Linked DNA regions of Homo sapiens: region 2 is linked to region 1. A link is an interaction called in ENCODE POLR2A ChIA-PET data of the cell type or tissue named here. Cell type or tissue: PC-9. All regions are shown on one strand. Links, peaks and the distances in the headings refer to the core of each region. The heading gives the core; the rest is flanking DNA. Region 1 overlaps LOC105373903 (a long non-coding RNA gene). Region 2 has its middle 72 kb from the start of SCG2.

Region 1 (16,038 bases), core at 4,680-12,679:
AAACTATTATATTTTATTATCCGATTCCATTGCTAATTTGTATTGAACACATTAAATATATTTGCTATAAGTCCGTGTTAAGTTCCGCTATGACTTTGGCTAGGAGGAAGTAAAGTCTTTATCTTGTTATTCTGAACTCTAAGATTCATAGTGAAAAGCAATAGATATTTGAAACTTTCTTTACTCTTAGTTAAAAATGGTGAAATTTTAAGGCCTTAAAGAAGCTTCCACTTTTCACCCTTCATGTGAATCTGGCCTCTACAAATGCAGTGTTAACAGAAGTGGGTGTGGAAAATCCTTCCTTTCCACCTTCCCCTTCTGCCCAACCCCTACCGCCCTGAGGTTAGCTTCTACGTCCATTAACTATCCTGAAACATTGCACAACCCTGGTATTATGAGTTGAATTATATCACCTCCAAAAGACCTATTGAAGTCATAACCCCCACTACTTCAGAATGTGACCTTATTTGGAAGTAGGGTCAAGTCAACTTAAAATGAAGTCGTCGGAGTTGGGTCCTAATCCAGCATGACTGGTATCCTTTTAAAGAGGGGAAATTTGGATACAGAGACAGATACACACAAAGGGAAGATGATGTGAAGACACACAGGCAGAAGACAACCATGGGACTAGAGTGATGCCTCTATAAGCCTAGCAATGTCAAGGGTTATGGGCAAACACCAGGAGCTAAAAGAGGCAAGGAAGGATTCTCCCCTGGAGCCATCAGAAAGAGCATGGCTTGGGCAACACCCTGATTTCAGACTTCTAGCCTCCAGAAATATGAGACAACAATTTCCTTTTTTTAAGCCATTCTGTTTTTGTTACTTTGTTATGGTAGCCCCAAAAAACAAATTTATCCATAGTCAACATTTTAAAGGAAAGACTGATTACATAACATTTTAAAGGAAAGACTGATTACATAAAACATTTCATTGTGTTTTATCGTATATGTAATTCATCTTAAATTGCTACTTAATGTGGTTCAAGGCAATTGTATCAGTCCATTCTTACACTGCTATAAAGATACTTCCCGAGACTGGGTAATTTATGAACAAAAGGAGTTTGATTGACTCACAGTTCCTTATGGCTGGGGGAGCCTCAGAAAACTAACAATCATGGTGGAAGCCAAAGGAGAAGCAGGCACCTCTTCACAAGATGGCAAGAAAGAGAAGAGAGAGAGCAACAGAGGCACTGCCAAACACTATAAAACCATCAGATCTCATGAGAACTCCCTCATTATCAAGAAAACAACATGGGGGAAACTGCCACCATGATCCAATCACCTCCCATCAGATCCCCCACTTGACACATGGGAGTTACAATTCAAGATGAGATTTGGGTGGGGACACAGAACCAAACCATACCAGTGATATTATTACTGGATACCCATTATAACTCTTTATAATTCTTTATTTTTCTTTATAACTCGTTTTGAAATAAGTTATCTTTTCCTGAAATATGACTTTGGGACCTGGATCTACTCTGGGCTGGGTGCTTCACATATATGACTTAAATTGTTGAAGTAGTTATCAATAACCTTTTCTGAAGATGGGGAAATAATTTCTAAAATGTTAACTTGCTTAAGATCATAGGACTGATAAATAATGAAGTTAGTTATGTGAACTAACAGTCCTCTTAAAATAAAGTCCATCTTTCAAATCTGCAATTTCATTATTAAAGGCACTAATTATAAGCATTAACTTACACTAAGAAACAATCACAAGATCAATCAATGCCCAAGGTGAGAAAGAGAACAGGCTGCTTTGAAAAAATAAGATGGTAATGTCCAAAACCTTTTCTTTAACTTTTCAAAGAATAGTTATAAATAAGTGTATAAATATTTAATCAAGAAAGATTTAGGTTCAAATCTAGTGAGACCTCCTACATGTCAGATCTTATAGTAGGCACTTTCATAGATAATAACTGTTCAGTACTCATACCAGCAAAAAAATCTATTAATATGTATTAAGATTATAAAGTATTCATATTAGGCCAGGTGCCGTGCCTCGTGCCTGTAATCCCAGCACTTTGGGAGGCCTAGGCGGGCGGATCACTTGAGATCAGGAGTTTGAGACCAGCCTGGACAACGTGGTGAAACCCCCCCTCCCTACTAAAAGTACAAAAATTAGCTGGCAGTGTGCGCTTGTAATCCCAGCTACTCGGGAGGCTGAGGCAGGAGAACTGCTTGAACCCAGGAGGTAGAGGCTGCAGTGAGCCAACATTGTGCCACTGCACTCCAGCCTGGGTGGCGGAATGAGACTCTATCTCAAAATAAATAAATAAATAATAAAGTATTCATATTAAAACAACACAAACATACCTTACTGACAAGCAGGGATACCTTGGAATTCTCCACCCTCCCTCATGTAGTCCTAGAGATGGATTTGATAAAATGTTTAAAATGTTCTGTGATGGACTTCTTTTTATACTTTAGTATCTTGAGAACTCAGTGTTTCTCAAGATTTGACTTACTGTACAAGATTGTACATGGTGTACCATGCATACTATACTTTGTGAGTCATTTAAGGGATTTTCAAAAATTATTTTAATTACACATAATTTTTGCCTTTGTGCACACCGCTGGTTTAATGCGCAATTTCATAACAATTGCTGTGATTCAGCTCCGAATTTTGCTCTGGATTTTCAGTATCCAGTATTAGAAGGACAACATAATCATAAAAAGTTCTGGACTAGCATATGTAAAGGTTAATTTTGAAGAACTCAGAAGGGGAACTGGTGCTCTTAGAAGCTAGTGTGGACTCACTGGGGAAAAAACGTCCTCTACATAAACTTTACTAGTTTGATTAGGAGACGGCTTCTTTTGATCGAATTTTTGCAAAGCAGTTGAAAGAGGATCTCACAACATTCTTAGGACAAAAGTTGAAGTGTGAGCTGAATAATCACAATGTGAATTTATTATATGTTGAAGCCCCCTAACTAAAGTGGACACTGGGGACAGGTTGAAAGACTCTATCCTGACCTCCTTAGAATTATGAAGAGCATAAATTTGTCACATTTGCAGATAATGTCCATCTGGGAGGAATAGCATGCCCTGGATAATATAATTGAAATCTGAAAATAACTCAATGAATTAGAAATACAAGTCAAATCTAACACCGTAAAATATACTAATGGTGAATATAAATTTTGTTCTAAGGTCTTCAGTCCAATTACATAAGTAAAGGAAGATGAAAGGGTGGAAAAGATTCTTGTTCTTTAGTTGGCTCCATCCCAAGCAGGAAGAACATAGAAGGTAATGCAAACTTGAATTACCTTAGAGATAACCCAGACAATGGAAATAATAATCTGACATCTCTGGCTTTTCACAAGCTACCCCTTGACCAGTGGTGTCATCGGGGGCAATGAAGTCTAGTAGAAACATGGATAAACTGGAGCATACTCAAAGGAGAGCATCTAAAACATGAGAACTCTTAAAGTTCTGTCCCATGAGGACTCAACTGGAGATGCTTCATGTGGATGAGAAAAGAGTTAGAGGAGATATGACAGCTGTCTTCAAATACTTGTATGGCTGTCATTAGGAAGAAGTATTCAAATCCATTGGTGTAGCTCCCACAGGGCAGAACCAGCAACCACAGGGGTGAGTTAGAGGAAGGCTGATTTGGATTCAAAATAAAAACATCTTTCTGGACCTGCCAAAAATGGGATAGTCTGTCTCCTTTCCATGAAGATTTTCAAGCAAGTATGAAAGGTCCCTGATTGAGGAAATCTGGCCATCACTCACAGTGTCTACTCAATATCCATCCTCTACTTTCCTTCTTTCCAACTATATCTAATTTTACTTGAGGGTGAACAGACAACCCAGTTCTAACCTTTGATCTTAGATCTTAGATCTTAGAGGAATTCCCCGCTGGGGCATTTGGATAAGCTTTTGATTTCCTGATAAGAAGGGACAGGTATAGCTGGTGGCCACCCTCTCCCTTATTCTGCCTGGAATGCAGATGGGATGCTAAGAGTTACAGAAGCCATCTTAAAACCACAAGTAAAAACCAAGAAAATCAAGGAGAAATAGCTCTGATATCACTGAGCTGCTAAACCAAAGCCAGCAAGTGCTTACCTACAGACACCTTGCTGTGTTAGAAAAATACATTTTTGTTTGTTTAAGCTACTGCAGTCAGATATTCTGTTATTTGGGCCGGGCATGGTGGTTCACACCTGTAATCCTAGCACTTTGGGAGGCCGAGGTGGACAGATCACTTGAGGCCAAGAGTTCAAGACCAGCCTGGACAACATGGTGAAAATCTGTCTCTACTAAAAATACAAAAATTAGCTAGGTGTGGTGGTGCATGCCTGTAATCCCAGCTACGCAGGTGGCTGAGGCATAAGAATCACTTGAACCTGGGAGGCAGAGGTTGCAGTGAGCTAAGATTGTACCACTACATTCCAGCCTGGGCAATAGAACAAGACTCTGTCTCAAAAAAACAAAAAAAAAAAGATATTCTGTTATTTGCAGCTAAATGCATTCCTAACGTATCCAGGAAAAGTGGAATACAAAGAGCAATGGCAGCAGATTACATTCACTCCAGAGTCCTTCCAACCTTGAGATTCTTTTAGTCCACAATCTAAGTTAATGTTCTTAAACTGTTCTACATTTATCCCATAAGTATCCTTCTAAGTACTTACTGTATAGATGGTAGTATACTAAGAGTACTGAACACTCCCTTATATGTGTATAGTATCAAAGCCTCTTGCTTTTCGTTGAGAGTCAACAGTATACTGGAATCAATCCCATATTGATGTCATTGTAAGGAAAGATGATTTTACTTTGGAATGAGTTCTGCATAGCAATTCTAATACAATTTTGTAGTTGATGACCATTGTTTCAGACCTAGATCCATTTGTTCAAAGAGCTTATGTCCTTCAGCCCAGGGCCTATGAAGAGGATTTTGGGGATTTCCAATCGGTCAAGATCTAGGTCAACATTTAGGTCAACATCTCCCCTTCCCTCTAACACACACACAGTGTAAGAGAGATAATGATACTCTGAAACTACTTGGGAGAGTGTCCTGGGGAAGCAGAGTGTGTCCCCAAGCCAGGGGAAAACCTGTGGTCATATCCCTGCTTTTGAACATGGAGAAGAGTGTCAGGAGAAGTCTCAACCCCAGCACTTTGGATGGAGGCCTCCACTGAATAGCTTCCTCTGACACTGGCATCTCCTTTCTGTGCAATTATCCTAGCACAATCCTTGTTGGCTGAAGGTCTGGAGCCCTCAGATTGAGGGTCGGTGTCCTGCACACCAACATAACCTCAGAGACAAGGTGGACAGTGGCCTAGGAGCAAAGGTTTGCCACAGCACCTCTGCAAGATGGTAAGGTAGTCAAGCAGGGATGCCAGGGTCAGCTGTAGAACCAGAAGGGAGCCCAGTCTAGTAGAATGGAGACAGAGCTCAAGCCAACTCTGACCACAAGTGGAGGTGGACCCCATCCTGGTACCTTGGTAGTGTCCAAAGGCAACAACACCAACAGAACATGGGTGAGTGGAGGTGTCAGTTATCCTGAGGACGCCATCCTGATTTGCCAAGAGCCATGGTTTCCCAGGCAATTTAGAGGAGGGTTAGAAACCACATCCCCCTAGGAGATGGGAGAAAACCTCTGGAAACATAGCTGGGAAGTCCAGTTCACATTCCAGAAGCTTTTATTGTAGGCTTGAGCTGAATAAAGCTTCCATTGGACCAAGGTCCGAGATTTCTCAGCAACAGCAGAGGCAGGTGTGGCCTCAGAAATTAGGACATTGCACATCAGGCCATTTAATAAATATTTTTCAAACTGTGAACTGCAACCCATTAATGAGTCATGAAATCAACATAGTGGGTCTGTAACAGCATTTTTTAAAAATGAGAAAGATAGTAAAATAAAATAGGTTAGAAAGAAAAAATCAGAGTGCATTCCCTGTAGTAGAGGTAATTAATGTAAAACTTCTATTACTGTGTGTATGTATGTGTGTACATGTGTGTGTGTGTATGTGTGTATGTGTGTGTTTTCCAGATTTTTTTTTTTAAATGGAGTCTCACTCCATTGCCCAGACTGGAGTGCAGTGGTGTGATCTCAGCTTACTGCAACATCCACCTCCCGGGCTGAAGCGATTCTCATGCCTCAGCCTCCCAAGTAGCTGGGATTACAGGTGTGCACCACCATGTCGGCTAATTTTTGTATTTTTAGTAGAGACGGGGTTTCACCATGTTGGCCAGGCAGATCTCAAACTCCTGACATCCAGTGATCTGCCAGCCTCAGCCTCCCAAAGTGCTGGGATTACAGGTGTGAGCCACCGCACCCGGCCTGTTCCAGATTTTGATGTAAAATATATTTCTTACTGTGAGTAAGGGTAAAAAATGTTTGAAAGCCATGGATTCTTACTGCTTAGATAAGCACTTAATTTGTATAACATAGTCTTCAGGACATTTTGTACCCTGTTTCATTTTATGACTAAACTAACAGGAAGCAAAGTGATCCAGGGCATTGACTGAAATTAATTAAGCAAATATCTCCTAGTTTGAGGAGGATGACATGTTCTGGTTTTCTGTAGCTCTTTTGGCACATTCAAATATTTCTCCTTTATTCAGGGAGAGGATTGTTTGCTCTTTTGCTGCTCTTAGTTCCTTCTTTCTCATTATTAGCAACGTTATGTTAGTGAAATAATGTCCCGGGACATTGTTTACCTCAATTTTCATAATTTCGGTCATTGGTTCCAACATTCCTCCTTTCCATATGATACCACTTCACATCCACTAGGATGGCTATGATCATAAAGACGTGTTAGCCAGAATGTGGGGAAATTGGAAACCTCATACACTGCTGTTGGGAAAACAAAAATGGTGCAGTCATTACGGAAAATAATCTAGTAGGTCCTCAAAATGTTGAACACGAAGTTACCATATGACCCGGCAATTCCGTTCCTAGGTATATACCCAAGAGAAATGAACACATATGTCTACACGAAACTTGTACACAAATGTTCACAGCAGCATTATTCATAATAGCTCAAGGATGGAAGCAATTCAGATATTTATCAACTGATTTATGGATAGACAATGGTGATATATCCATGCCATGGAATCTTATTCAGCCATAAAATGGAATGAAGTTCTGATACATACTACAACATGAACAAACTTCTAAAACATAATGCTAAGTGAAAGAAGCCAGACACAAAATGTCACAGATTGTAAGATTCCATTTTTATGAGATGCCCAGAATAGGCAAAATCTTTAGAGATAAACAGTAGGTTAGTGGTTGCCAGGGGCTGGGGAGGAGAGAAGGAGAAGGGAGTTGTCTGGAAATGGAGAATGACTGGTAATGGGTTTCTCTGGGGGATGATTAAGATGTCCTAAAATTGATTGTGATGATGGTGGCACAGCTCTGTGAACATACTAAAAACCACAGAATTACACACTTTAAATGGATGAGTTATATGGTATGGCAATTAAAGCTATGGTTTTGAAGGAGCACAGGTAGACAGATGGGCTCTCAAACAAGAGTCAGGACTTTTTGGGATGATAGAAAGTTTCTATATCTTGACTGTGGTGGTGATTAAGAGATGTATCAATTTGTCAAGCCCCACTGCAATGTCTATAAATTAATCCTCAATAAAGTTAATGCTGGGGCTGTGTTTGCCCCAACTTACAAACCTGCAGCTTCAATTCTCCTAGGGGTTCAAGATGCTCCTCATATCATATTCATGGACGTGGGTCACTAGCCCTGTTGCTCCCGAGATTCCCTAAATTCAGCTGAGCTTTCTCTCATCCTCTGAAATGAATCCAGAATGTCTAGAATCCAGACAAGTAGGCCTGGCTGGGGCTGAAAACCTGCTATGAAGCTGGCAGGAGCCCCTTTACCTTCTCATAAGGAAGGACACTGACCCTGTGTGATGTGTATGACATCCTAATGCTCGCTCGGCAGCAAGGCTCAGCCAAGAGGACTCAGAAGTGGGCAGGAGATTCTAGGATTCTTTTTTTTTTTTTTTTTGAGACAGAGTCTCGCTCTGTGGCCCAGGCTGGAGTGCAGTGGCATGATCTCGGCTCACTGCAAGCTCCACCTCCTGGGCCCATTCCATTCTCCTGCCTCAGCCTGCCAAGTAGCTGGGACTACAGGCGCCCGCCACCACGCCCGGCTAATTTTTTGCATTTTTAGTAGAGACGGGGTTTCACTGTGTTAGTCAGGATGGTCTCAACCTCCTGACCTGGTGATCCGCCCGCCTCGGCCTCCCAAAGTGCTGGAATTACAGGCGTGGGCCACTGCGCCCGGCCGTGGGCAGGAGATTCTAACCCATGCTGTCACTAACCTTCGGCCTCAATCAGGTGCCTGATGTCTGACGTGAAACCCCCCTGACTTCCCACCATCCAGCGTCACATTCTTTCCCCACAGGATCACATCCCAGTTATTTAGCCTCAGGCTTCATAGTGTGGCACTCCCTCATGTTCCTTGACTAGATTACTTTGTTCCATTTATTCACATGGGGACCTCAGTAAACAGAGGCGAACTCTGCTTGGGTGACCAAGAATTCCAATTCCTGAGCCTCTAGGAAGCTGCTGGAAGAGAGCCAGAACAGTTGTTTCAAGGCGCTACCAATCGCAGCTGCATCTTCTAAACTCTCCTAAGAAGCAAGAGCTTTGAGTAGCTGGGATTTTTTTTTTCTTTTCTTTTCTTTGTTTTTTTTTTTTTTTTTTTTTTGAGACAGGGTCTCACTCTATTACCCAGGCTGGAGTGCAATGGCACAATCACAGCTCACTGCAGCTTTGATCACCTGGGCTCAAGAGATCCTCCCATATCACCCTCAGCCTCCCAAGTAGCTGGGACCACGGGCAAGAACCACATGCCTGGCTAATTCGTAAAAAAACAAAATGTGTAGAGACAGGATCTCCTTATGTTTCCCAGGCAACATGGTGAGATCTCGAACCCCTGGGCTCAACGGGCTCAAGTGATCCTCCAGCCTTGGCCTCCCAAAGAGTTGGGATTACAGGCGTGAGCCACCATGTTCAGTGGAGTAGCTGTTTTCCATAATAATTATTCATATTTATAGAATGCTGACAAGGTATCTGGGACTTGCAAGCATTATTTTATGTAATCGTCGCAATAATTTTATTGGTATGGTATTATTTTCCCTATGTTACAGATGAAGATTAGGCTTCAAAAGTTTAAGTAACCCGTCAAAGGCCGCATCACTGGAGCATTTTAAAGCAGGGATGCAATTGCAAAAGCACCAGTCAGAGCTCAGAATCCTGTTCCAGTTGGGATATACACATGGACTTCACAAATGAATGTAAGGAAGATACTCTTGTGAAGTATGAATTCATCTCCTAGAAACTTTATTTCCCGTGGGCTTCTCACCCACTGAAACAAGACATTTCAGGACTTTAGGTAAAAGGCAAATATTCAGTAGAGCAACTCAGTTACTTCTCAGATTTGACTCAAATTAAAAAAACTGCATCAAATGCAACAACACCATAGGCTTGACTGTCAGACTCGAGAGAGGGTGTAGGAGTGAGAGCAAGGATTACTAACTTAGTTATTAAAGTTATGTATCAAGAACTAAGCCTGGACAATGGAGTTTCTTTCTTAAAAATAAAAAAGAAGTCCTTTCACTTTTAAAACTTTTAAAAACCAATATGTCATTGTTTTCCACTTTTTATGGCTAGGAGGATATGATGAAGGGAAAGTGAAACCCACATCTGGCAAGTAGAAGAAGAGAGCAAAAGGGAAAGCAGAGAAGTTCAAACAAAGATTTCTACCTGCTTCTGCCTGAGGGCCACTGTGTGTGCATGCGTGTGTGTGTGTGTGTGTGTGTGTGTGTGTGTGTGTATGTGTGTGATGAGTGACAGGAGAAAGAGAGAGAGAAGGACTCAGCTAGATCTGGGGGAACCAGAGCATCTCAGGCCCCCAGGAGAACTGAAGCTGCAGGTCTGTAAGTTGGGACTGTGTAACTCGGCATGAGATGATGGTGGGCAGGTGCCGTGAGAAGCCAGGGGCTAGGTAAGCCTGAAGCAGTGGTCCTTTTCCCCAAAACCTGGCACACACAGGAATGAGACCTCCTCGTATGCTTGGAAGGGAGGTCGTGGCCGTTCTGAGTGTGCAGTGGACCAGCAGGGGCCTGGGTCAGCAGATGGGGATCCCAAGACCAGGGATACCAGCACCACAGGTGCCAGCTAGAGGAACCAGCGGATCTTCCTCAAAGCCATGGGATCAGGAACATCTCAGCTCTCAAGCAGACCAGGAAGGAGACCAGTCCCTCTGTGGAGATCAGTGTGGATCCAGCAGACAAGCATGGGTCATCATTCAACCCACGGTCCTGTAAACCAGCGGTCCCCCAGCTTTTAGGCAACAGGGACTGGTTTCATGGAAAACAATTTTTCCACAGACGGTGGCAGGGGAATGGCTTCAGGATGAAACTTGCTCCAGTTCATCAGGCATTAGACTCTCATAAGGAGCACACAACCTAGATCCCTGATGTGCACAGTTCACAATAGTGTTGGCCTCCTATGAGAATCTAGTGCTGGCACCGATCTGACAGGAGCAGAGCTCAGAAGGTAATGCTCACTTGCCCATCGTTCACCTTCTGCTGTGCAGCCCAGTTCCTAACAGGCCATGGACCAGTCTTGTCCAAGGCCCAGGGGTTGGGGACCCCTGGTATAAACCACATACACCCCAGTAACCCCAGAGGCCATGTTGGAGAGGAGCAGGCAGAAGGAGAAGAGGAAGAGACCTTGAGGGACCCAGCATTTGTCTACAGGAACTGTTTAAATAATAGAATTGGAATAAACTGGTCTGAGTCTTAGCTGTTTCCCCTGCTGTGGCCCAAGCTGTGTCCTCTGAAAAATTCATATGCCAAGCTACCTCAGAAGGTGACTATATTTAGGCCAGGTGCGGTGGCTCCTGCCTGTAATCCCAGCACTTTGGGAGGCCGAGGAGGAAGGATCACCTGAGGTCAGGAGTTTGAGACTAGCCTGGTCAACATGGTGAAACCCCGTCTCTACTAAAAATACAGAAATTAGCCTGGTGTGGTGGTGCAAGTCTGTAATCGCAACTACTCGGGAGGCTGAGGTAGGAGAATCACTTGAACTCAGGAGGCGGAGGCTGCAGTGAGCCGAGATCGTGCCATTGCACTCCAGCCTAGGACACAGAGAAAGGCTCCATCCCAAAAAAAAAAAAAAAAAAAAAAAAAGAATGTGACTATATTTAGAGATAGGGCCTTTAAAGACGTGATTAAGTGAAAATGAGATCTTTAGGGTGGGCTTTTATCCAATCTGACTGGTGTCCTTATGAGAAGAGGAAATTCAGCCACAGAAAGAAATAGCAGGGATGTGTGGATGCAGAGGAGAGATCGTGTGGGGACATAGCGAGAAGGCAGCCACGTGCAAGTCAAGGTGAGAGGCCTCAGGAGAAACCAGACCTGTTGATACATTGACCTTGGGCTTCTAGCATCCAGAACTATGAGAAAATAAAAATCTGTTGTTTAAGACTCCCAGTGTGCGGTACTTCGCTGTGGCAGCCCCAGTGAATAAATACACTCCATCTCCACCTCCAGCTTCCCCCACCTAAGTGTCCCCAGTAGGGTGGGGTCTTGAGGAAAATCAAACCATTTAATAGGAATATAAGGAAGCTATATTTTTTGACCTTGCTCAAATCATTTGGAAAACAAATGTTTTAGAACTTTAAAAGAAAAACTTTACTTAGAAATAATCTACTCTCATTTATCTAGTCATGTGAAGAAGAAAGAAAATGTTTACTTACTACCCCTAGATATATTCAAAAGCAAAAAACCCCAAACTATATTTCTTTAACATTTCTAATCTGATGTTTTCTTAAAGAAGTTAAATTAGCACAATTTATTCGAAACTAATGAAGTTCACCATATTTTAATTTCAAAGTCAGTCTTAGAGAATTCTAGTTTCATCCTATCTTCCATTTCGTAAAATTGAAAGGTCATGTTTTCCCACTAAAAAAAGTGCCCCTGAAATTAACTTCAGAAGTATTTCCTTACAAGTGGTATTTGAAAGTATGTTGCTTTTTTGTTCCTCGTCCATACTTCTATTTTAATATGTTAAATATAAAAACAGAGATGAGGAATTTCCTCATGAATACTTCTACTCAGGGACAGGATTTGAAGGAAATGAGACAAACACAGCCAGCCCTTGGTGGGGGCCGTCCTCTGTCTTTCTTCAGGCCCAAGCCCTTCCTTCCTCATTGTAAGTAGGACACTCGGTGCCTTAGCTGGTTGCCTCATTCAAGCTGAAGTGTACAGAACAAAACCACTGCCACTGACAGGGACACGGAGCCTGGACGCTGTGTGCTCCCAACTGTGTGTCCGTGGAAACATTTGCCAAGTCTTTAACAGTTGCAGCGGATTAAACACAATTTCCTAATGTTCACGGCTTCCTTGGGCATTCATTTAATTCATCACAGGCCCTGTCTGACAAGTATTAGGATCGAGGCCAAACACCATCCTAAGTTAGTCTGAAAAGAGGAGTTTCTAAGCTCTTGCTCCTTCCCCGCAGACTAACCCACTGGCCTCTCACAGCACACCAATCAATAGCTGGAAAGCTGGACCTTGGCTTTGACCGGAAGATTCTTCCGGCTAGTCACAGTCTCTCCTCGCCTTTCCAGTCCAGATCTGTCTGTCTTAGAGCAGAGAATGTGTGGATTCAGCACAAGTCTCCCCAGAGACATGCAAATGCAAAAAAGAAATGAGTATTTCGACAGAACACGTCAAGTCAATGAAGATGGCGTGAGGATGTTTGAAGGATTAGGAGGACAGTGGAGCTTTGTGGGGTCTGGGCAGGACAGCAGGTCATCCATGGTGCAGAGAAGTAACTGTTATTCTCTTCCTTTTAAATCTATTGCTCTTCCAAAAACAAGATTCCCTGTTAGTGGTTAAGAATCCCAAAACGCAAACCCGTGATAAAAATTGCTATGTCACTTTCTGGAAGCCATCATTTTCTCTTTATTTCCAAAATAAAGATGCTCTACCCTCCTCCTCCTCCTTCTTCACTAAAATGTTATGTCTGAGCATGGTCAATCAAAATTCAAGAGGTATAAAAAGAAATACTGTAAACCAGTTTTTTTTTTAAATGAAGAAATATTTCCCTTAAAGCATAAAGTGCAGAAACATTGTAAAAAAAAAATGCCATGTTTATCCTCAATTCTCCCTCTGAAGACAGTTTATTACCAGTTTCTTGTGTTTACTTCCAGAGATATGTTATTGGGTTGTGCAAAAGTAATTGCGGTTTTTGCCATTAAAAGTAATTGCAAAAACCACAATTACTTTTGCACCAACCTAATGTACATAAGTATATTCCGACATGTTATTTTGAGCTCCACAGAAACAAAACAAGATTTGCCACCTGGTGACAGACCATCCTGTTGTTCCCAAGGAGAAAGGTGAGGTCATGATGTGGATTATGTAAGGTCACGAGGCTCCCTCCTAGATATTCTGACCCCTGCAGAATTCTTTATGTGATTGTCCTGCCTTTTATCCATAGGTCAGAAGACACACTCCATCTCTGCTTAAGTGAGGCAGAATAAAATAAAATCTTATTCAGAGTATTTCCAAGTCTAAATTGTGGGGCACAAAAAAGTCTATTATTTTGCCAGCAGCACCTACAAGGTCTTTTGTCTACAAATGTAAATCAATCAGTGTTTTAGTCAGCTTGGGCTGCTATGAGAAAATACCATAGACTGGATGTCTTAAACAACAGATTTATTTTCTCACAGGTCTGGAGGCCAGAAGTTCGAGATCAACGTGCCAGCAGGGCCGGTTTCTGGTGAGGCCTTTCCTCCTGGCTTGCAGACCACCGCCTTCTCATCCTGTCCTCACGTGGACCTGGCATTTCCTGTGTGCATGAGAGGATAGAGATAGAGCTCTCTGGGGTCTCTTCTTGTTTTTTTTTTGAGACGGAGTCTCACTCTGTTGCCCAGGCTGGAGTGCAGTGGCACGATCTTGGCTCACTGCAAGCTCCGCCTCCCAGGTTCACACCATTTTCCTGCCTCAGCCTCCCGAGTAGCTGGGACTACAGGCGCCCGCCACCACGCCTGGCTAATTTTTTGTATTTTTATTACAGACGGGGTTTCACCATGTTAGTCAGGATGGTCTTGATCTCCTGACCTCGTGATCCGCCAGCCTTGGCCTCCCAAAGTGCTGAGATTACAGGCATGAGCCACCATGCCCAGCTGGGGTCTCTTTTTATAAGGACACTAATTCTATCAGATCAGAGCCTGACTCTTGTGACCTCATTTAACCTTAATTACCTCCTTAAGACCCTATCTCCAGATACAGAAGGTCTCCAACTTACAATGGTTTGACTTATGATTTTTTAACCTCATGTGGTGGGAAAGATCCAAATTCAATAGAGACCATACTTCGAGTGCCCATACACCCATTCTGTTTTTCACCTTCAGGACAGTATTTAATACATTGCATGAGATATTCGACACTATTATAAAATAGGCTTTGTGTTAGATGATTCACCCAACAGTAGGATAATGAAAGTATCCTGAGCAGGTTTAAGATTGGTTAGGCTAAGCTATGACGTACAGTAGATTAGGTGTATTAAATGCACTTTTGACTTACATTTTCAACTTACAATGGTTTTATTAGAGCGTAACCACATCTAAAAATTAGGAGCACCTGTATAGTCAAATCAGGGATTAGGGCTTCAACATATGAATTTGACAGGGGGTGGGGGAAGGACACAATTTAGTTCACAACAGTTAGCAACATTGATAACTATTTTAATAAAATAATAACGGCTACTATCTAAGTGTCAGGCAATGTGCAGCATGCTTTATGCATATTACTTAGAGTCCTCAAATGAACTCCACGAAGTGGACATTATTATCACCAGAGTGATTGAAACTAGAAACATTTAACAAGTGGTATGTTTGAGCACTGACTAGTCAGATTGAACACCAGCTATAAACAAGCACGGTGGCTGTTGTTCCAGTGCATGCTGGCCAAAGATGAGCCCCCAAATGATCACGTTTTTCAGGTAAAGAAGGAGAGGATTGGAGAGGAGAAGGGAACTGGACAAGCCCACGCAGCTGGCATATGGTGGAGCAGGGACACGTCTGTCTTACTCAACATTATTTTGCCTCTCTTCTACCTTGCCAGGAGTTATCTGCTGGAGATCCCCATATTTCTCTACTTTGGTGAGTCTTTGAGTGTTTTCCATCATATTCACAACTCAATGACTGTGCCTGCCACGACAGAGGCTGGTTTGGGATCAAGTCAGTTTGGCCACTGTCTCCTCTCTGAACAGACTCAGACTGCGGTAGCAGGGGATCGTCTTTGCTGTCCATGCTGGCTCACGTTTGACACTATTGCAATGTTTCTGCATCTGGGTCTTTGCATTGGACCAAGCTGTCTTTTTCCAGAAGACATATCTGGGTCTTTGGGGTCATTTGCCTTCTTCCCTGAATTTGACCTCTACTGTCAATCTAGATTTGGGTTCATGCTGACTCACCATACCCATTACATGCTGCCTTTGTTCCCTAGCCTGACCTGATCTTGGGCCTCAGGCTACAGCCTGCTTTTCCATTACAAAGTACCCAAACACCAAACACAATGCTGTCTGAGTGCCCCCTTTCCCTGCCAAATTCTTTTTTTGTGCTATTTGGACCTCAGCTGCTGACACTTTCCTCCATAAGCCTTTATTCCCCTCCCCAATGAACTAATGAACTCCGCTTCCTTTTCTAAGTGCTCCTCATTCTTTCTCTTTCTTATGTTTTTTATTTTTGTCTGTTTTTGTTTTTTGAGACAGAGTCTCACTTTTTCACCCAGGCTGGAGTGCAGTGGTGCAATCTCATCTCACTGCAACCTCTGCCTCCCAGGTTCAAGAGATTCTCCTGCCTCAGTCTCCCAAGTAGCTGGGATTACAGGCACACGCCACCACGCCCAGCTAATTTTATTTTTTCTTGCTTCCACATTCCCCCTTTTCTTCTTTTCCTTTTTCTTTTCCCCCTGTTTTAGGATTGCATTAGCACGTATCCAAAGAGCAGCCTTCACTCTTGATATTTGGGGCTTAGGAACATCCC
Region 2 (16,038 bases), core at 5,061-13,060, 890 kb after region 1:
TCAAATTCATTCAACATACATTCAATTCATATATGTTAAAGTTTTTCAAGTATAGCCCAAAATGAAAAACTGCAAAGTTCTCAGACACTTTAGTTGACGATGAATGTGAAAGATGTACTTGTCTCTTCCACCCGTGACTCCTAGAGTTATGAGGGCTCTCAGTCTGGCATGTGGATATCATCACTCACTTTAATTTTAATTTTAATTTTGTGAGAAAGGAGTCATTTTTTTTTCTTTTTTTTTTTCTTTTTTGACAGAGTCTCGCTCTGTCGCCCAGGCCTTCTACCTCAGCCTCCTGAGTAGCTGGGACTACAGGCACCTGCCACCACACCCAGTTAATTTTTTGTATTTTTCGTAAAGACAGGGTTTCACTGTGTTAGCCAGGATGGTCTCTATCTCCTGATCTCGTGATCCACCTGCCTGGGCCTCCCAAAGTGCTGGGATTACAGGCATGAGCCACCGCACCCAGCCAAAAGGAGTCATTTTTTAAAAAAACACCAAGTTGAGTGGTTTCAAAGAATAATTTTTTCGATGTTTTTTGCCCTCTTCCTACATAATTCCTCTTTGGGGATTTTTTTTTTCTCCATTTCATGGAGTTTTGCTCATCTTTTAAACCTCTGTGAACTTTAATTTTTAATTTATAAAACCATCCTTTAAATCTCTGTAAACTTTAATTTTATAGAGATTAAAAGATTACATTTTTTACTCACTCAAATATCAAAAGTATTTCACTGTTTATTAACTTAGATATGCTCATTCAGTTCATTTAAAAACCACAAAGACTATATCAGGATTTTCTGAAATTTTTCCAAAATAAAAATGGTATGAGTTTCATCAAAAACTGTTGATTACTTTTACCACAATTCATCATTTAAGGTCAGGAAAATATTTTTAAAATATATTCAAACTAGCAGATTAATGCATCAGAAAAACAAATAAATAAAAATGAAGGAAAATGGCATACTAAGACAGTGCATTAGATGGTATCACAAATTCACTAGAAGTCAGAAGAGCTTTAAGAAAAATAAGGATGAAAACAGCAGAGTTGTGTCTGTTAGCAGTGAGAACTAAAAGGCCATAACTTTTTTTATGTAGAAGGACCTCACTATTCTGTACAAATATACAATAATATCATGCAATCCCAACAAATAACAATATAATATTAACGCTTTTGTAGTAGACATGGTTGCCCCTGTAACATCCGTCCTCCCATTCTTTCTTGCTGGGTGTCCACCTTCTTCTATGCAATATGCTCAGGGAAGGTGGCCCAATCCCCAATCCAAGGGTATATTTGGACAGATTTTTGACTTTCGCAGCAATCCTGTTTTCCTTGTGTATTAGTCTGTTCTCTTGCTGCTAATAAAGACATACCTGAGGCTGGGTTAATTTATAAAGGAAAGAGGTTTAATAGACTCACAGTTCCACCTGGCTGGGGAGACCTCACAATCATGGTGGAAGACGAAGGAAGAGCAAAAAGATGTCTTACATGGTGGCAGGCAAGAGAGTGTGTGCAGGGGAACTCCCCTTTAAAAAAACCATCAGATCTCAGGAGACTTACTCACTATCACAAGAAAAAGCACAGGAAAGACCCACCCCCATGATTCAATTACCTCCCACCAGGTCCCTCTCATGACACGTGAGAATTATGGGAGCTACAATTCAAGATGAGATTTCGGTGGGGACACAGCCAAACCATATCACTTTGCTAGTGATTCTTTTAAGGCTAGATATATATTCATCACGTGATCAAGGAAAGCCAGTCCCTCTTTTCTCACAGTTGTGTCAGGATCTGTGCACAGAACTGTGACAGACATTTTGCTACCCTGAGGTGGACGGACTTCCACTCTGTAGATGACAGGATAGACACATGAAAGGGACCTGCATTCTCGAAGATATTATGGAGCTCTTCAGTTAACAAACCTTGGAGTCAACCTAACTTGAACTCTGTGGGATGATAAATTCCTTTAGTGTTTAAGGCATCTGGAGCTGAGGTTCTCTGATACTAGCAGCTAGAGACATACCAACTGATATGATATGTTGAAAGAGGTTGCAGACCAACACATGACCCCATCAGGCTTACCTTGTTCACCAAAAAGGAAAAGTTTCCTCAGACTTTCACTTGCTTTCAAAACTGATGTCCTCAGAGTTGCTCAATGAGCCCACTACAAAAATAAGACACAGAAATCACAAGCTCTCAGGACTGAGAATTTTGGAGGAGGTTAAGAGGGAGCTGCTCTTCCCCATGCTTCCGATTTCCACCACCTTCCCTACACTTCTGACCCTCTTCCAGCTTTTCCTCACTTCTGTTTGACTTATGGGAATTTTCAGTATTTGCAACACACACCCAGAAACTCTGCCACTTACCAGCTTTGTAATTGTGGACAAATTATGTAGTTTCTTTTGACTTTGATTTCCCAGTCTCAAAAATGAAAGAAATAGTAGTATCTAAGTCATGGAGCTGTTAAGAGTATTGAATAATTTAATATATGGAAAGGTATTATACTTCTTAGAATAACACCTGGTACCTAGTGTGAATGATGACTATTTTTATAGATCCAAATTTCCCCTTGACCAGGATGGCATTGTTTACCTCCATATTAGCATCAGCATCAAGGAATGTGATAAGAATATATTTGTCAAGACCAAGGAAGATTATCATGATCAGAAAGATACTGTATTTCTTATTTTAATGCATTAAAAAGTGTACTCAGAATGGCAATGCTCACACTTTAGACTATGAATATACTTTTGAATGCTTCTCACAGGAGCATATGTTTAGAAACAGTAAGCAGAAAAATTAATTTGGAGAAATATCTTAAGCATTTTCTCAAGTAGGTTCTTGAGAAGACTAATTCCACAGTCTGACTAAAGTATGTATACACACACACACACGCACACACCCATGCACACACACACATGAAATATTTCTGTGGCCAAATAAGTATGGCAAAACACCAGGTTAAATAGCACTAAACAGCTTTTATCTCACTTTAAGATATTTTTAAATTTTTTTTCTTTTTTTTTTTTTCCGAGACAGAGTCTTGCTCTGTTGCCCAGGCTGGAGTGCAGTGGCATCTCGGCTCACTGCAACCTCTGTTTCCCAGGTTCAAGCAATTCTCCTGCCTCAGCCTCCTGAGTAGCTGGGATTACAGATGCGCATCACCATGCCCAGCTAATTTTTGTATTTTTAGTAGATACGGGGTTTCACCATGTTGGCCAGGCTGGTCTGAACTCCTGACCTCATGATTCACATACTTCTGCTTCCCACAGTGCTGAGATTGCAGGCTTGAGCCATCGCGCCTGGCCTAAAACATTTTTTTAGCAACTTGCAATAACCTTCTAGCTAGTCTTTTACTCACCTTCTTGCCCCCTCCAACCCATTCACCAAACCACAGTCAGAGTGATCTTTAAAATCACAATTATTCAGTCATGGGACCACCACCGCTGCTGCCACCACCACCACCACTTAAAATCCTTCGGTAGGTGTCAATCACACCTGGAATAAATTGCAAACTCCTTACCATTACCCCAAAGCCCCTGTTTAATCTGTTCACACCTCCCTCCATCTCTTCCCTGGTTCACTACACTCAACCTCACTCACTTATGAGGCTTCTAGAACCCAGTAGACCCCCTTCTTACTTCAGGGGCTTGGCACTTCCTGCTGTATATGATAAGAATGCTCTTTGAAGAACTTTCAGCATAAGTGTTCCTTTTCAGAGGGGCCATCCCTAAATACCACCTCTAAAGTACTTCCTCACCTTCAAGAAAAATATCTTTTTTTTTTTTTTTTTTTTGGAGACAAGGTCTTGCTCTGTTGCCCAGTCTGGAGTGTAGTGGCACAATCATAGCTCACTGCACCTCCAACTCCTGGGCTCAAGCAATCCTCCAGCCTCAGCCTCCCCAGAGTACTGGGATTCCAGGCATGAGCCACTGCACCCAGCTGGCAAACTTTTAATCTACATAGCAGTTGGTTTCTAGCTCTTTCCACAATCAGTAATTTTGTTCATTTGTCTGCGTATTTTCTGGCTCCTCATAGATCTCTAAGTTTCATGAGGGCATGACCTTCTAGTACACAATTATATTCTCAGATCCTAGCACAGGGCCTGGGGCGTAGGCACTCCATAAATGTTTGGTGAATAATTGAATGACCATTTGAAAATTTTGTAGGGCCTCATTCTTCCCTTTTTGAAAATATTATAATTTGCTTATCCATCCAAAACAAAACAAACAAAAAAAATACAGAATCTCTCAAAAAGTCTACTTTTCAGGAAGTAATCAGGTTGGCAGATCCATTAAACCAAGCCTGTATTTGTAGCAACACATTCACCTCTTCTGTCCAGATGCTGTTCAATTTGAAATAAGGCAGATAATGGGGTATTTGAATCTATAGTCAATAGATATGTCTTAAAATATATGCATACATATGGGGAAATTTTTTAAATTCATTTCAAAAGTCAACTCTTCAAATGTCAAGACAGCAAAGTTCAGGAAATTCAGATGCATATAATGTCTTAAATGTTAGTTTCCTCTTAAACCATACTGTTTGGAGCTTCCCAAATCCATATTAAGAGGTAGAATGTATTAAAGAGGTAGAATGTTATTTGGAGCCACTAAAGTTCAAGAAATTTTGGTCAATATCATGAGATAATTCTCAAATAAGCAAGACCAGAAACCCAGATCTTAAGATCCAGAGTGTTACTCTATATTTGAAAATTGCCATAAAATTAACTAGGCATAGTCCATAATGATATAAATAAATTATTGAATAATTAATAAGTGGACAAAAAATAAACCGTCTGATATAGTTTGCCTGTGTCCCCACCCAAATCTCAACTTGTATTGTATCTCCCAGAATCTTCACATGTTGTGGGAGGGACCCAGGGGGAGGTAATTGAATCATGGGGACCAGTCTTTCCCGTGCTATTCCCATGATAGTGGATAAGTCTCATGAAATCTGATGGTTTTATCAGGGGTTTCTGCTTTTGCTTCTTTCTCATTTTCTCTTGCTGCCACCATGTAAGAATTGCCTTCCACCTCCCACCATGATTCTGGGGCCTCCCCAGCCATGTGGAACTGTAAGTCCAATTAAACCTCTTTTTCTTCCCAGTCTTGTTTATGTCTTTATCAGCAGCATGAAAATGGACTAATACACCCTCCTTACAGAAGAATTCCAAATATATATGAGCATACTCTCCCCTCTCTTAATTTCTCTCCCGTGAGTATGGTCTGGACTTAGTGATTCTCTTCGAAAGAATATTCTGATCTAATGTGATGATAATTCATTTCTGTGATACCCTTCCCCGAAACCTATAACCCCAAGTTGATCATGAGAAAAACAGCAGACAAATCCAAATTGATAGACGTTCTACAAACTATATGACCAGTACTCCTCAAAACTGTTGAGGTCATTAAAAGCAAGGAGAGATTGAAAAACTGTCACAGATTGAAGGGGATTAAGAAGACACGATGACCAAATGTAATATGGTAACCTGGATTGGTTTCTGAAACAGAAAAAGGGTGTTAGTGAAAAAACTGCGAAATTCAAATAAAGTCAAGAATTTAGTGAATACTGTTGTACCAATTTTAACTTCTCCATTTTGACAATGTACTATTATGTGTTAGTCCATTTGCATTGCTATAAAGGAATACCTGAGAGTGGGTAATTTATAAAGAAAAGAAGTTTATCTTGGCTCATGGTTCCACGAGCTGTTACAGGAAGCATGATGCCAGCATCTGCTTCTGGTGAGGGCCTCAGGAGCTTACAATCATAGTGGAAAGTGAAGGGGAAATGGGGATATCACATGGCAAGAGAGGGGGCAAGTGTATCATATGGCAAGAGAGAAGCTAGCTTGTTTGTTTTTGTTTGTTTATTTGTTTGTTTTGAGACAGGGTCTCACTGTGTCACTCAGGCTGGGTGGCACAATCATGGCTCACTGAAGTCAACCTCCCAGGCTCAATCAATCCCCCTGCCTCAGCCTTCCAAGAAGCTGGGACTACAGGTGCATGCCACCATGCCCAGCTAATTTTGTATGTGTTTTTTGTAGATATGGGGTCTCCCTATGTTGCCCAGGCTGGTCTCAAACTCCTGGGCTCAAGCGAGCCTCCTGCCTCAGCCTCCTAAGATGCCCGAATTACAGGTATAAGCCACCATGCCTGGCTGACCAGGCTCTTTTTAAATAACCAGTTCTCTCATGAACTCATTACCATGGGGAGGGCACCAAGCCATCCATGAGGGATCTGCCTCCATGACCCAAACACCTCCCACCAGGCCCCACCTCCAGCAATGGTGATCACATTTCAACATGAGATTTGGAGGGGACAAATATTCAAACCATATCACATGGTTATATGAGATGTTACTATCAGAAGAAACCGGGTGAATAATACATAGGAAATTCCTGTATTATTTTTGCAACTTTTTGGTAAGTCTAAATTTTTCCAAAATAAAAAGCTCGTTTTTAAAAATTGACCAAGGAACAACATACCCTAACTGAACTGTCCTAGAAGCTAAACATATAGGTTCCTGTTAATATCCCCATTTCATAGATGAGAATTCAGGGGAAAAACCGATTATATAAACCACCTAAGATTATAAAGGGAATAAAAGGAATAGAACCTAAATTGGAATATAGGTCATTTGACTTCAGAGTTCTAACTTTTAATCTTATCCTTAAACTATTCAGAATTTCTTTTTTATTCCTTCTTTTCTCTTTTGATATTAAAGATTAAGTGGCTTTAATATCAGGCTCATGGATCAGGTTATTTAAATATAGAGGCTTCCTGAGACGCAATTGTTATTACTTGTTGTCTTTAATTGTACCTTTAGGATCATAATCCATCCCAAATTTATACTGGTATGTTCCTAGATTAAACTAGAACTATTGGCTGGGCACAGTGACTCATGCCTGTAATCCCAGCACTTTAGCAGGCCGAGGTGGGCAGATCACCTGAGGTCAGGAATTCGAGATCAGCCTCGCCAACATGGTGAAACCCTGTCTCTACTAAAAATACAAAAAATTAGCTGGGCGTGGTGGTGGGCGCCTGTAGTCCTAGCTACTAGGGAGGCTGAGACAGAAGAATTGCTGGAACCCGGGAGGCAGAGGCTGCAATGAGCCGAGATCATGCCACTGCACTCCAGCCTGGGCGACAAGAGTGAAACTCTGTCAAAAAAAAAAAAAAAAAAAAAAAAAAAAAAAAAAAAAAAACCTAGAACTATTGTATCTACTATCCTCATAGTTTTTGTGAGGATTAAATAGGTTCACAAATACAAATAGTTATAATGACTGGTACAAAGTATACAGGCAATTGATATGAATACGATTATTATTTTTCTTTTTCTTTTTTTTTTTTTTTTTTTGAGACGGGGTCTCTCTCTGTCACCCAGGCTGGAGTGCAAGGGTGTGATCTCAGCTCACTGCAGCCTCTGTCTCCTGGGCTCAAGTGATCCTCCTGTCTTGGCCCCCAGAGTAGCTGGGACCACAGGCATGCACCACCACAACTGGCTAATTTTTTGTTTTTTTTGTTGTTGTTGTTGAAATTGCATCTCCCTATGTTGCCCAGGCTGGTCTTGAACTCCTGGGCTCAACCAATTCTCCGGCCTTGGCCTCTCAAAGTGCTGGGATTACAGATGTGAGCCTCCATGCCTGGCCATGATTATTATTTTTTATTGGTAATTTTTTCGGTTCTGATTCCAATTCATTAACATTCCCTTTAGCCATGCCTGTTCTGCCTTTTAATCTGCCCATTGAGTTTTTTAACATCTGTACTTTTTCCTTCATAATTTGTCTTTGTATTTCTAACCTATTTTTATAGTATATTGCTTTATATTTCCACATATATTTTATAATTTTTTTTCTCTACCGCATTTTATATATACTTATGGCCCCTCTCATTTCGTAGTCTTTCCGGTTCCTGGAAGGGAGAATTTTTCCATTTTTGTTTCCTGTTTAAAAAATAAATAAACTGTTTTTGCATCGTTTCTAATATTTTATTGTCATCTCATTTTAGGTGACAGAAGTCTTTCTCTGTAGTGTCACGGTTATTGAAATGTATCTCTGGAGAGGTTTTAATTTTCTTTTTACCACTTGCTTCAGTAGAATTTCTGCTATGTGTCTAATTTTTATGTTAATTTTTGTCCTGGGATTTCCTCAACACAAGGACAGCTAAAATTCAGACTTCAAACTTATGACTTCATGGCTTTTATTTCTTGAGGGAGACTTATTTTTTTCCACCCTGACCTGGGGTTGAGAATAACTTCCTTGTTGCCCTCCTGAGTCAATAGATGGCTTTTCTTTTTCAAATTTCTCTTCCCCTAAAATTGCTTTCTGCAGGAGCCCCAGTTTCAACACTTAATCCATATCCAGTAACGATATTATTTCTTTGTCACTGCACAGCCTGTGCCATAACCAGGTCCAGTAATGTCCAGTAGGTGGCTCCTGGGATGTGGTTATCAGCATTTTCTACAATTCTAGCGCATGTACATTTTCTTTTTTTTTTTTTTTCTTGTGAAATTAGCCATTGTGATGGTTAAAGTTACGTGCCAATTTGGCTAGACTATGGTATCCAGATATTTGGTCAAATACTAGTCTAGATGTTGCTGCGAAGGTATTTTTTAGATAAGATGAACATTTCAATCAGTTGAGTAAAGCAGATTAACCTCTATATGTGAGTGGGCCTCATCAATCAGCTGAAGACCTTAATAGAAAAAGTGCACCATCCCTATGGCAGAGAGAATTCTGCTTGTAAACTAACATCAGCTCTTCCGTGGGTCATCAGACTGCCAGCACACCTTGACAATTTTGGACTTGCCAGCTTCCACAATCTCCTGAGCCAATATCTTTTTCAAAAAAAGCATTCATGTGTGTGTGTATATGTGTGTATTACACACACATATACATACATACACACACACACACATAGAGGTATGTATTTTTATACACACACACACAGACACATACACACACTATACCTTATTGGTTCGTGTCTCTGGACAATCCTAATACAGTCATGTGGGTTTTTTTTTAAGTTACTTATTTTTATTTTGTCCAAAAACTTTAGATTTTTACAGAAGGGTTTCTCTATTAACCTGATGTTTTTCTTAAATCAAGGAACCACCCATACACTTCTTAATATTTTTAAAAAGATTGTGTTTTATCCATAAAACAAAGGTATTATGGTTTATTTCCTTGTTAAAAAGCTATTACATAAAGGTTAAAATGTATAAATAATAATTAACACTAGGCCAGGCACAGTGGTTCTTGCTTGTAATCTTAGCACTTTGAGAGGCTGAGGTGCATGTACATTTTCTTTTTTTTTTCTTGTGAAATTCACCATTGTGATGGTTAAAGTTACGTGCCAATTTGGCTAGACTATGGTACCCAGATATTTGGTCAAATACTAGTCTAGATGTTGCTGCGAAGGTATTTTTTAGATAAGATGAACATTTCAATCATTTGAGCTTAGGATCATTTGAGCTTAGGAGTTTGAGATCAGTCTGGGCAACATAGCAAAACTGTCTCTACAAAAAATACAAAAATAGCCAGACATGGTGGTGCACACCTATAGTACCCACTACTCAGAGGCTAAGGTGGGAGGATCACCTGCACCCAGGAGGTCAAGGCTGCATGAGTGGTGATGGCGCCACTACATTCCAGCTTGTGTGACAAAGGAGAGCCTATCTCAATAAATACATAAATAAATAAAAGCTTGCATGAGAGAAAACTTTCCTGAGGTAACTCTATGACAAAACAAACAAATCAAACTCAATCAACTGAGATTATTACACAGCACATCTTAATTAGCAGAGGAGGAAGTTTAGCTTTAATGAAATGATGGGCTGCTTTAATTTCTAATTAATCCAAAAATTATCACTTCAAAAGACCAATCAACCATTCAGCCATGTTAGAGTTGGATGTTCCAGATTTAATTGTCAGTAGTCAATAGTTCAGAGCTTCCTAATAAGAAGTGGAAGAAGAAAAGCTTTCTATGGAGATCTACCGGGATTTAAACAACTGTCATGGTTAAGAGATTGATTGTTTTTTGTTTTTTGTTTTTTTTTTTGAGATGCAGTTTTGCTCTTGTTGTCCAGGCTGGAATGCAATGGCGTCATCTCGGCTCACAGCAACCTCCGCCCCCCAGGTTCCAGCGATTCTCCTGCCTCAGCCTCCTGAGTAGCTGGGATTAAAGACTTGCGCCACCACGCCCAGCTAATCTTTTTGTATTATTAGTAGAGATGGGGTTTTACCATGTTGGCCAAGCTAGTCTCAAACTCCTGACCTCAGGTGATCCACCCACCTCGGCCTCCCAAAGTGCTGGGATTACAGGCGTGAGCCACCGTGCCCGGCCAGGAGATTGATCTTTGGTAAGTATCCATAGGTTCCTCTGAATATTAATAAAAGGAAAGGTTCTCTATTGACTTCACAGCATCCCAGCTACTGACAACCTGGTAGGCCACATATCTAATTAAACGGACCATCCTGACTGGCTTGATCATGCCATGGTTTATCTGCTTGTCCCCAGTAGGCCGGTACCTGATATTCTGAGTGTCTTTGTCAGTTTGGGCTGCCCTAACAAAGTACTGAGTGGCTTATCAACAATGTATTTCTCACAGTTTTGGAGGCTGGAAATCCTAGATTGGGGGCCAGCATGGTGGGTTCTGCTGACGACCCTCTTCCAGTTTGCAGATGGCCAACTTCTTGTTGCATCTTCATGTGGCAGAAAGAAAGGGAGAGATCTCTCTAGGGTCCTTTTTATAAGGGCACTAATCCCATTCACAAGGGCTCTATACTGATGACCTAGTTACCTCCCAAAGGCCTCACCTCCACATACCATCACATCGGGGATTACATGTCAACTATGAATTTTGGGGAACACAAACCTTCAGTCCATAACATTGAGTGTATGTGGACAAGCGCATAGATACACATTTATAAATGACATCTTTAATAGTAGTAATAATTACGTCCTTAGTAACCACACACACATTGTGAGTTTCCATTAAATGGCAGTCACTGTGCTAAGTATTTCATGTGACTTGTCTCATTTAACAATTATTACAACTCTTCTGGTAGCTACTTTTCTTCTTCTTGTGTCCCAAATGAGGATGCTAAGGCTGCCAAGGTTAAGAAATTTATCCAATATTTTATAGTTAAAAACTGACAGAAATAGGACCCAAATCTCAGCCTAGGAATTCATTCACTAAACCTCAATTCCTCAATGTAGGAAGAGGTTCATTAATAATAATAATAATAATGGTTATTGCAGATAAAAATGTTTATACCTTTCCAGGCCCTGTTTGATATGTTTTGGATATTTTAACTGATTTAATCCTCACTACTATAACCCCCACTTTACAGATAAAGGAATGTATGGTAAAAAGTACAAAATAACTTGCCCAAGATCACACAGCAAGCAAATGGTAAAGATGGAATTCAAACCTAAGCATTTTGGCAGGGCGTGGTGCTCAGGCCTGTAATCCCAGCACTTTGGGAAGCCGAGGCGGGCGGATCACCTGAGGTCACAAGTTCGAGACCATCCTGGCCAACACGGTGAAACCCCGTCTCTACTAAAAGTACAACAACAAAAAAAAAATTAGCCAGGCGTGGTGGCAGGTGCCTGTAATCCCAGGTACTTGGGAGGCTGAGGCAGGAAAATCACTTGAATTCGGGAGGTGTGGAGGTTGCAGTGAGCCAAGATTGTGCCACTATACTCCAGCCTGGGCAACAGAGCAAGACTCTGTCTCAAAAAACAAACAAACAAACAAAAAAGCAAACCAAAGCATCCTGCTCCAGTGTCAGCCTCAGTCCTCTTCTCCACTGTACTATACTTCACAGTTCTTTAGAGAAACCCAAGAACCTTTTAGAGATTCTGGAAGGTCAAACTATTTTAATAACAATACTAAAGGACTATTTGCCTTTCTTACTGTCTCTCTCACGAGCACTATATTTGGAGTTTTCCAGAGGTTATATGATGTAAGAGATTGCCACAAATGTAGAAGAAAACATGAGAATCCTGCAGTCATCTGTTAAGCCAATTATTAAAGAGACACTGCTAACTGAAAAAAAAAAAACTACTCTTTGGGAAAATACAGCTATTTTTCACTTTAAAAATGTTTTTATGTTGACAAATAATGGGTTCATTATTGTTCTTCTAAAGGAAACAACAAATAAAGTGTTCTTAATTTTCATTTGCAATATGGTAGCGATAGATATAAATCATAAAGAAAAAACTCTTTGGTTTTTCAATAAGTTTTAAAGTGTAAAGATTGGTCAGAAACCCAAAAGTTTTCTAATGGCCACTAGGCTTATATACTATGTCTTTCCATGATAGCAACTAGTCATAGGGTTTTTTTGTGTGTTAAGATTAAATGAGGCCAGGCGTGGTGGTTCATGCCTGTAATCCCAACACTTTGAGAGGCCGAAGTGGGTGGATCACCTGAGGTAAGGAGTTCGAGACCATCCTAGCCTACATGGTAAAACCTCATCCCTACTAAAAATACAAAAATTATCTGGGCATGTTGGTGTGCACCTATAATCCCAGCTACTCGGGAGGCTGAGGCAGGAGAATTGCTTGAACCTGGGAGGCAGAGGTTGCAGTGAGCCCAGATTGCACCATTGCACTCTAGCCTGGGTGACAGAGTGAGACTCCATCTCAAAAACAAAACAAAACAAAAAACAAAACAAACAAACAAAAAACTCTTTGGGTTTTCAATAAGTTTGAAAGTGAAAAGATTGGTCAGAAACCCAAAAGTGTTCAAATGGCTGCTAGGCTTATATACTACACCTTTCCATGATAGCATCTGGTCATAGGGTTTTTTGTGTGTAAAGATTAAATGAGATAACCCATGTGAAAAGCTGAACATGGCCCCTGGCACATGGACAGTGTCAACATACGTTAGCTATTATTGTCATAGTTATTAGAGATGAAATAACCTGCCTGAGGCCACACTGTGACAAACTAGGGACATAAAAAAGTTGAAATTCTCTGCAATAATATAATAAGCTGCATTTAATAATGATTTAACAAACTAGATGATCAAATTCCCTTCCAGTGAGTAATGTTAAGTACCACAAAGAAGAGAGCTGTCCATAACTAACGCCATTGAAGAGAAAGATGATGGGTCATAGAGACTCCAGGCAGATGAACAAAGACCTGGATTCCAGGTGTGATACTTACAGTACCTAAATGTGTTACCACAGGCAAATCATTTGAAATCTCTGAATTATTGTGTTCATATGTATAAAATGTAAAAAATTATGTATCTCTCTCATCTACATTACAAGTATGAAATAATTTATGTGAAAGTGCTCTGAAGTATAAAATAGGGAAAGTGTGTTCTGCTCCAATTCTCATACCCAAATAAATCCCAGAGGGATTAAAATGTTACTGTAAAAAACACAAGCAAAAATTACTAGAAAGATATATAGGCCGGGCGCGGTGGCTCACGCCTGTAATCCCAGCACTTTAGGAGGCCGAGGAGTGCAGATCACGAGGTCAGGAGATTGAGATCATCCTAGCTAACATGGTGAAATCCTGTCTCTACTAAAAATACAAAAATTAGCTGGGCATGGTGGCACATGCCTGTAATCCCAGCTACTCGGGAGGCTGAGGCAGGAGAATCGCTTGAACCGGGAAGTCGGAGGTTGCAGTGAGCCAAGATCATGCCACTGCACTCCAGCCTGGGTGACAGAGTGAGACTCTGTCAAAAAAAAAATAATTATATATATATATATATATATATATATATATAGACATTTTAATATGAGAAAATTTATACAATTCTGGGATGAGGAGAATTTGTCAATGTGATGACAAAGAGAAAACATTTTACAAAAGTACTGAAGTTACCTCAAAAAAAGAGAAAATAGACTGAGCATGGTGGCTCATGCCTTCAATCTCAGCACCTTGGGAGGCCAAGTCAAGAGGATGACTTGAGCCCAGGAATTCAAGATCAGCCTGGGCAACATGGCAAGATCCTGTCTCTCCAAAAAAAATACAAAAATTAGCTCTGGGCGTAGTGGTGGGTGCCTGTGATCCCAGCTACTTAGGAGGCTGAGGTGGGAGGATCGCTCGAGCCCAGGAGTTCTAGGCTGCAGAGAGCTGTGTTTGTATCATTGCACTCCAACCTAAGCAGCAGGGCAAGACCCTATCTCAAAAAAAAAAAAAAAAAATGTTTGGCAGGGAGGAGAAAATCGCAGTGAATCTTTGTGAACTTGAGTTATACAATGGCCTCTTAGATATGACACCAAAAGCCAAAAGCACATGTGGAAAAAAGAAAAATTGGACCTTACCAAAATGACAAACTTTGTGCTTCAAAAGGTACCATGAAGAAAGTGAAAAACACAACTAAAACATGGAAGAAAACATTTGCAAATTATAAGTTTGATAAGTCTGGTGTCCAGAATATATAAAGAACTTTTAAAACTTGACAATAAAAAGACAAATAACCCACTTAGAAATGGGCAAAGGGCTTGAATAGACATTAATCCAAATAAGGTGTACCGATGGTCAATATGTGCTCCCAAAAATATGTTCAGCCTTATTAGTCATCAGGGAAATGCAAATAAAAACCACAATGAAATACCAATTCACACCCACTGGCATAGCTAAAATTAAAAAGCCAACTAATAACAGGTGTTAGCAAAAATGTAGAGAAATTGGAGCCCTTATCAACGCTGGTGGAATTGTAAAATAGCGCAGCCACTTTGGAAAACAGTTTGAACATTCTCAAAATGTTAAAACAAAGTTACCACATGATCCAGCAATTCTGCTCCTAGATATATACCTAAGAGAACTGAAATCGTATGTTCAAACAAAAACCTTTATTAAAACATTCATAGTAGGCCAGGCATGGTGGATCATGCCTGTAATCCCATCACTTTGGGAGGCTGAGGCAGGTGGATCACCTGAGGTCAGGAGTTCAAGACCAGCCTGGCCAACATGGCAAAACCCCATCTCTACTAAAAGTACAAAAAATTAGCCAGGCGTGGTGATGTGCACCTGTAATCCCAGCTACTTGGGAGGCTGAGGCAGGAGAACTGCTTGAACCTGGGAGTTGGAGGCTGCAGTGAGCCAAGATTGTGCCACTGGTACTCCAGCCTAGGCAACAGAGCAAGACTTTGTCTCAAAAAAAAAAAAAAAGAAAAAGAAAAAAAGAAAAGAAAACATTCAGAACAGCATTATTCACAATAGCCATAAGGTAGAAAAGCCCACACATCCATCTACTGATGAATGCATAAACAAAATATACATCTATACTGTAGAATATTATTTGACAATAAAAAAGACTAAAGTACTTATACATGTTGCAACATGGGTGAAACTTGAAAACATTATGCGAAGTGAAAGATGCCAGTCACAAAAGGCCACATTTTGTAGGATTCCTTTTATATAAAATGTCCAGAATAGGCAAATCCATAAAGACAGAAAGTAGATTAATGCTTCCAGAGGGTACATGGAAGGAGAAACAGAGTTTCTCTCCTCTGCTAAGCAGAGGAGTTTCATTTGGTGTGATGAAAAAGTTCTAAAATTAGATAGTAATGGCTGCACAACTCTGTGAATATACCAAAAACCACAGAAATGGAATGTAAATTATAACCCAATAAAGCTGCTGTAAAAAATGTACTGGAGTTTGTCCCTGGAAAAACATAGCTTCAGAAAGGCAGAAGTCATTTTAAAAGTAAAATATTTTTTAAATGGTGGGAAACAAATTGTGTAATTGACCTTAATGTAGTGTTAATGTCTTCAATATATAAAGCACATTTATAAGCCAATAAGAATGTATTAGTCAGTTCTCATGTGCGAATAAAGACATACCTGAGCCTGGGTAATTTATGAAGGAAAGAGGTTTAATAGGCTCACAGTTCCACATGTCTGGGGAGGCCTCACAATCGTGGTGGAAGGCAAAGGAGAAGAAAGTCATGGCTTACATAGCAGCAGGCAAGAGATCTTGTATGGGGAACTCCCATTTATAAAATCATCAGATCTTATAAGAGTTATTCACTACCATGAGAACAGTATGGGGGAAACCGCCCCCATGAT

Evidence for each region. ChIA-PET counts read pairs that join two places held together with the same protein. Peaks named below come from ENCODE experiments on the same cell type or tissue, not always from the same donor. Only the 100,000 strongest peaks of a DNase experiment are listed, where the experiment ranks them.
Region 2: POLR2A ChIA-PET joins it to region 1 with 13 read pairs; 2 of 35 experiments call an interaction of 5 or more read pairs at or near these places.

The regions. Positions count from the first base shown.
Region 1 is chr2:222,779,894-222,795,931 of GRCh38, forward strand. It overlaps LOC105373903 (a long non-coding RNA gene), which reads left to right. Exons shown (of 4, transcript XR_001739904.2): 4 at 1-215. Among named protein-coding and RNA genes, the nearest start is that of ACSL3, 73 kb to the right of the region's middle. RefSeq lists enhancers at 14,670-15,592, 15,593-16,038. In PC-9, for the core only: a CTCF peak has its summit at 7,780; DNase peaks (open chromatin) are centred at 8,058 and 8,468; H3K4me3 peaks cover 836 bases; H3K27ac peaks cover 2,793 bases.
Region 2 is chr2:223,666,765-223,682,802 of GRCh38, forward strand. No RefSeq gene overlaps it. Among named protein-coding and RNA genes, the nearest start is that of SCG2, 72 kb to the left of the region's middle. In PC-9, for the core only: CTCF peaks have their summits at 8,417 (motif pointing right) and 8,623; a DNase peak (open chromatin) is centred at 8,397.